Linked DNA regions of Homo sapiens: region 2 is linked to region 1. The links are chromatin contacts, found by Hi-C or POLR2A ChIA-PET in ENCODE. All regions are on one chromosome and are shown on one strand. The core of a region is the stretch at or near the end of the contact, and the rest is flanking DNA. Distances in the headings are between cores, read along the strand shown.

Region 1 (3,332 bases), core at 300-2,799:
TCAGGACCTCAGGGAGTCTTTCAGGGCCCTCCCTTGACTGCACAACCTCCCACGCCCATCCCCATCCTTATCCCCATGGCAAGGTTCAGGGAGAACAGATTTTCCCCAGCCCAAGCCTCAGCAGCCTCCCACTTCCACCTCCCACTTCACTCCACACAGCCCGTTAGGAGAATGCAGGCATCTGAGCCCAGCAGTGGAGAAAACAAAAGCCCCCAGACCACCCCCAGCGAGCGCTGCGCTGCGCCGCCGCGGTCGGCACTCACCCCACTACTTGCTCCTTGATCCTGACCGGGATGTGTGCGTAGCGGGGCTCAGGAGCAAGATCTGGCAGCTCGGGCCTGCGGGGGCTTTGCGGGGGCGCCCACGGCGCAAGAGGTAGCCGGAGGCCGGGCGCGTCCCGGGTGCTCGCGTACAGGAGCCCCAGCGAGGCGCAGGCGAGCAGAAGGACCAGAGCGCACAGGGCCCGGCGGCCCAGCCACATCCTAGGTGGGGGTAGGGTGGGGAGTGAGAAAGGGAGGGAAGAAGGGAGGGCAAGGGATGGGGCCCTTGGCCCCCGCGTCCTCAGAGGCTCCTGCCGGCTCCCAAGAGCGCTCTCCACTCCACACATCGCGCTAGGGTTTGCACTGCCAGCCGCGGTTTTCCCGGTACCCCTCCCCTCACTTCCCAGGCCCCAGGGTCTCCCGGCCTCCTTTCTTCTCGCCCTCTCCTGCATCTCGGTTTCCTCACACACCCGAGGCCTGGCATCTTAATGCTGAAGACATTTGGATGCCGCGGTTTCGACGCGGCCGTGCGTAAGCGGAAAAGCCCCGCTCTATCAGGGCAGTGGCAGTCCCCAAGCCCGCCGCCCGCCCTGGCCGGCGCGCCCCCGACTCCTCAGTCTGAGCATCACCTGGGCCGGGGTGGGCTGCGGAGGGCGGCTCCACACCTAGCCTGTCAGGAAAAAATGCAGAATCATGCCCGTGCTGGCGGGCGCCCCCGGCGGAGGTGACCCGATGAGTGGCCTCGGCAAGCGGCGCGGGGGACAGAGTGGACCGGGAAGCGCGCCTCCTCCCGCCTCCTCCCGCCTCCTCCTCCTCCCCTCACCAACCAATCCCACCCCCACCCACCCCCGGGCACTGACCTGTCTAACGCTCTAAGGCAGCGGCAAAATTTCGGTCCGGGCTGTGCCGGGCTCTCGCCCCGGCCTGAGGGTCCTCATGGGGCTGGGGGCTGCCCGATGGGGGAGCTGGGCATGAGCCTGAGGGTGTGGGGGACCCTCCTGCCTCTGGAGCGCGCCCGATCCCTCCCGTCTTGGAACTCCCGGGGCTTTTGTGGAGCGCGGCGCGGTGGTGGTTCTGGGCGTTTCCTGCCCGGGGGCGGTTGGCGGGGCGCGAGGACCAAGTTAAGAGTCTGTTGCACCCCAGCCCCGGGGCAAAGCCGGGGATCCCTGGCTCCGCGTCCCACTGGCAGCGCGGGGAGGGCTCTGGCCGCCGCCCGGCTCTTCGCACCGCAGCGCAGCGCGGCTCAGCTCCCGGCTCGTTGCGGCTGCTTCGGCTCCGCGCGGGGAATGCGAGCGCCCCGGCGCCTTCTAGTGGGCGCGGAGGAAACTGCGGGGGCGCGGAGCAAACGCGGGAAGGTCCTCGCTCACAGCCCCCAGTCCTTAGCCTCCAAACACTGGCATCTCAACCGCCTGCTCCCACGACATCCATTCCATTGCCTGCTCGTTCTGAGCTTGTAGGCAAGGATGGGCAAATAAGGGCTTTGGGAGGAGGTAGGGCGGGGGCGCGCTAAAACTCAAGTCAAGTTTGAATGTTAGGATGAAGATAAAGGAAACAACCCCTGGAAAATAAACGCTCTGCCTGGCTAACAAAGACTGAGGCACAGCCTCCCTCTCCCCCTCCTCCCCGCCCTGCCCCCCATTATTTAACAGACACTCAAGAGATACACACTGGGTAATTGAAGGCCCTATTTCCCCGAACTGCCGCTTGGTGCAACCTTGCAGGAGGAAGGGAACCCCAGAGAGGCCAGATTGGCGGTAGTTCTGCTTGCAAGCCTTAGGTCATAGCCTGATACCTCACATTGCCGAGAATCGGAGTTCTGTGGCTCCGTGGTTCTAATAAAAGATGCATCAAGATTCAATAGGAAAAAAAGATATAACAAGAAATATAGAACATAACGAAAATATGTGTGTGTGTGTGTGTGTGGTGGATTATTGAATGAATGAATTTTATACAAACAAATGACTAATCAGCTGGGGTGAAAGTGGAATCTCTACACTTCTTACACCAAAATTCCAAATGTATTAAATATTTTAATATTAAAGGTGAAATCATAAAAGTAGTGAAAGAAATCATGAAACCCGGCGCAGTGGCTCATGCTTGTAATCTCAGCACTTTGGGAGGCTGCGATAGGAGACCAGGAGTTCGAGACCAGCCTGGGCAACATGGTGAGACCCCCCCCCCCCCCCGTCTCTACAAAAAATTTAAAAATTAGCCCAGCAAGATGGCTCACACCTGTAGTCCAACTACTTAGGAGGCTGAAGTGGGAAGATTGCTTGAGCTCGGGAAGTTGAAGCTGCAGTGAGCTGAGATGGTGCCATGGCACTGTAGCCTGGGTGACAGAGCGAGACTCTGTCTCAAAAGAAGAAATCATGGAATTTTTGTTTTGTTTATGATCTTGGAGTAGGGAAGAGATCTCTAAGCCAGATGTAAAGGGAAATATTAATAAATCTGACTATATGAAAAACTTGAGTGAAGAAATTAACATACACTAAATTTGAGAGAGAAATGACAAACTGTGAAAAAATATTTGTAACATATAAGACAGGTATACTTTATCTGGTTGGTGCCCCCAGCGGAGATGACCAGGAATGAATTATGAACCATTGAAAACATAGGAATCCATGACTCCACACTGATAATACATAGATAATTAATTAATTAATTAATTAAATGAATGAAGGAGAAGGGAGAATGCCAATTAATAAATGTGGAGGGAGCTGATGGAGTTGGAAAATAACTATTTTTTAAAATTTTATTTTATTATTATTATACTTTAAGTTTTAGGGTACATGGGCACAATGTGCAGGTTAGTTACATATGAATACATGTGCCATGCTGGTGTGCTGCACCCATTAACTCGTCATTTAGCATTAGGTATATCTCCTAAAGCTATTCCTCCCCCCTCCCCCCATGAAAATAACTATTTTGCAACCATCAGAGTAAAAGTTGGTTTGGGCAAGAATTATCAATGAATGCTAATTCTAGGGGGAAAGTTTGACAGAAGCAGCTTATGTACGTAGCTTAAAGTATCTCCCCATAGTTGGCTTATTCGTTGCAAGAGGAAAAATTGTA
Region 2 (3,332 bases), core at 319-2,818, 130 kb after region 1:
GAGGAGAGAGTGCGCATCGGGAAGGTGGGGACGGCTCGACGGGACTGGCTGCAGTGAAGGAGCGCGTTCGGCTGCGGTGGCCAGGAGAGGGATTGCGTCTGCCCCCTTGGGGTACGGAAACCTGCACCGGCCTGCGCCTGTCTTCCAGCCCCCTTCCTCTTTACTCATTTCCTGCCCTCAGGGGCCGGGGTTCCCGGGTAACTTGAGTCACAGAACCTTACATTCATTCCATCCAGATCCTTGTACCCTAGCCCAATTCCTCCGGTTCCCCCAGTTCCCAGGATTCGGGCCTCAAAGGATAAGGAGGTAGGCGGGGAGTGAGGTTGGGGCTCAACCTGAGTGTGGGTGAAGCAGACTGGGATGGGAACCCCAAGATGCCCAATGGTAGAGTGGGACAGCCGACCTCCCACCATGCCCCCAGATTGATAGTTTCGGGACCCGCAGCAGGAGAGGGCCGCTGCAGGGCGTCTGGGCTTCTGGGGGCAGAGAAGACTCACGCAGTGAGCAGTCCGCAAGCCCGCTGGCGGCAGCGGCGGTGCTCCGTCCAGGGCGAGAAGCTGCAGCGCTCGGGCCGGGGTCCCTCCTGTCGCAGCAGCTCCTCGACGAGTGCAGGGGCAGCCACGTACACGGTGCGCACTGTCCCAAAGCTGGCTAGCCACACCGGCCCGAAGTGCGCGGCGCCCTGCACCTGGGGGAGCGGACACAGCGGACACTTGGATACCTGGGCGGGGACTTTCAGCTTGACCTGTGCCCACGCCAAGGGCGTTGACTGGGCTTGGGAATAGGGAGCTTCTGCTCTTTCTCGGGTGCCCAACTAGTGTATGCCTTTGATACTGCAAACTCCTCCTCTCTCATTTCCCATCCCTAGAAAGTTTGAGTGTGATGGGCAAAACCGGAACTTTGTGCAAGGCAGACATTCAGGACCTCTCTGATCATCTCGGTCGAGGAGAAATCTCTAAAAGTTCCATGTCTGGACTGTCCATCTCAGGACGAGTCCTCAGTGAATGAAAAGGAACCCATGTAGCTTTAAGCCGCAAGCAGGCGGAGGGTACTGCCCACTCCGGCCTCCCCCTCCCGCGCACTTGTACTTTATCTGCAGGATCTCCACACCTCAGGACAGCGAGAAGGCGCTTTCGCAGCGCCCTCTGCTAAGAGTCGGGACGGGCTCTGCCCGAGTGTAGCCACACCGCCCCCAGCCTCAACTCGCCTTTTCCTTATTTCATGGGCATCCGTTCTCTCTGGCTGTCCCACATTTGCTCTGCACTAGTCAGTCCTTTCTGACGCTGTCAAAACCAGTTTCCCCAGCACTCTGTCTCGGGAAAGGCGTCCCTTCCTACCTGCAGCTCGTGTAGCCTCGACAGCCCCCCCTTGCAGAAAAGTTCGGCCAGAAAGCTGGGCGTAGAGGGGCCTGGGATGTCTGCCAAGCTCCGGCGTGCTGAGTGGTACTCTCGGTAGCCTAGGGAGGCGCCCAACTCGGGCGCCCAGCGGACGCGATGGAACACTCTGGAGGCGTACTTGAGGGTCTGGGTCATGGTCTGGTTCAGGGTGCTCGCGAAAGAAAGCGCTTCTCCTGAGCATCATATCTCAACCCCTATTTAACCTTTGGGTGAGGTGATGACGCCCCCTCTCCAAGCTCCTCAGCCAATCCCTCCTCCTGAGTGGTCTGTGCTGGGGATTAGCACCCAGGAACAGTAGGCGGGGCTGGGGCTGACTTCACAACTCCCTTGGGTCTCATGTTGCAATGACCCTCATGGGAGGGAGGGCCTAAGATTTTCCTCCTGGGAGAGTGCCTTTGTCTAGGAGCCTCAAAGTCTCATCCTAGGAAAGGCTATAAGGCTTTTTAGTAGGGACTAGGTGACCAAGCTACACTAGTCAGTCTCTGATATTCCCACTTCTACCAGTGAGCCCAGCCCCTTTAGGCCCATCCTCAGGAATTCCCCATCTTTCAGCTCCTCCAGGAAGGGAAGCAGGGGAGGCACAGCTGTAACTGTCCCCACATTCTTGGCTTAGTGGGTTGTATCTTCTCTGCATTATTTTCCTGCACTAGCCACACCTCCCCCTCCTCCTGTACCTAACATATACTGGGCAGATGGCAGGTGGGTTAATGGGCTAAAATGGCTCCTAGAACCTCCATCTTTCTTTCTTGAGGATAAGGGGGTCTCTTGGGTATACAAGCCCCCTCCTTCCAGACATGGGAATTTGGGGCTTGAGAAGCAGAAATGAAACTTTTTGTACATTAGTTAAGTTCAGAGATTGTCTGTGGGGTGTTAGAGGAGCTAAATGGATGTGGATGTTCTAATTCCCCAGCTGACTCGGTCTCCTCTGGGGGGCTTTCTGGTTAGCAGCTCCTTTCTACTTTTAGCCTCAGAATCCTGTGGTGGCTCATGCCTATAATCCCAGCACTTTGGGAGGCTGAGGCAGGAGGATGGCATGAGGCCAGGAGGTTGAGACAAGCTTGAGCAACATAGCAAGACTGTCTCTACAGAAGAAGTTTAAAAATTAGGCTGGGCACGGCAGCTCATGACTGTAATCCCAACACTTTGGGAGGCTAAGGTGGGCAGACTGCTTGAGCTCAGGAGTCTGAGACCAGCCTGGGCAACATAGTGGAACTGTCTCTACAAAAAATACAAAAATTAGCCAGGCATGGTGGCGTATGCCTGTAGTGCCTTGAGAGGCTGAGGTGGATTACATGAGCCCGGGAGGTCAAGGCTGCAGTGAGTTATGATTGTACCACTGCACTCCAGCCTAGGCAACAGAGAGAGGGCCTGTCTCTAAAAAAAATTAAAATAAAAGAATCTCCCACAGTTTACCTCTCTGCTCCTTACTCCCTCATTCCCCACTGCAACTCTATCAGGCTCTGTGCCAGTCAGCTAGCTCTGAAGTTCTGGAATTGAAGGTCAATGTGAAAAAGGAGAGGGTCTCCACCCCCACACCTTCCCAAGGACTCTCCAGAGACAACACTTAGGGAACACAGATTCCCCAGGTCAAGTCTTACGCAGGGAGAGGACAGGAGGATGGTAGAAGGCATATGATACATACTCCACCCTTTCCTGAGAAATGGCAGAATAGGCATGTGTACACATATACATGTTATCCCAGGATCCACAAAGCAAACAGAAGTGGTAATTGAGCCTAGCAAGCAGTTTAGATGGACTACATTCCTCATTCCAGCTGAGGAGAGATCTCACAAGGAGAAAGGAGTGCTAAGGAAGAGCAAGACCCCACAGCCTTCCAAAGATCCCCTATGGTCCAAAGTCCTTTGACCATCTCAGTCAGCTGCTTTGTTTTCTGTTGGCAGTGGAGGGACAAGGTGAGAGGAGCCAGGGGTAGTC

What was found. Hi-C counts contacts between places; a loop is a spot of excess contacts on that map. ChIA-PET counts read pairs that join two places held with the same protein, here RNA polymerase II (POLR2A). Pooled maps may share reads with other maps.
Region 2: a loop to region 1 is called in a pooled map, with 2.3 times the contacts of the local background. The contact joins the promoter of CYP27B1 here to the promoter of B4GALNT1 in region 1. A Hi-C loop is called at or near these places in 2 of 50 pooled maps. POLR2A ChIA-PET finds 5 or more read pairs at or near these places in 4 of 52 experiments (A673, K562, PC-9 and 1 more).

The regions. Positions count from the first base shown.
Region 1 is chr12:57,631,652-57,634,983 of GRCh38, forward strand. B4GALNT1 (beta-1,4-N-acetyl-galactosaminyltransferase 1) reads right to left here and starts at 1,550. Exons shown (of 11, transcript NM_001478.5): 1 at 1,121-1,550; 2 at 264-482. The coding sequence starts at 481. RefSeq lists an enhancer at 780-1,741 and a silencer at 1,284-1,583.
Region 2 is chr12:57,765,510-57,768,841 of GRCh38, forward strand. CYP27B1 (cytochrome P450 family 27 subfamily B member 1) reads right to left here and starts at 1,569. Exons shown (of 9, transcript NM_000785.4): 1 at 1,338-1,569; 2 at 498-688. The coding sequence starts at 1,532. METTL1 (methyltransferase 1, tRNA methylguanosine) reads right to left here. Exons shown (of 6, transcript NM_005371.6): 6 at 2,962-3,332.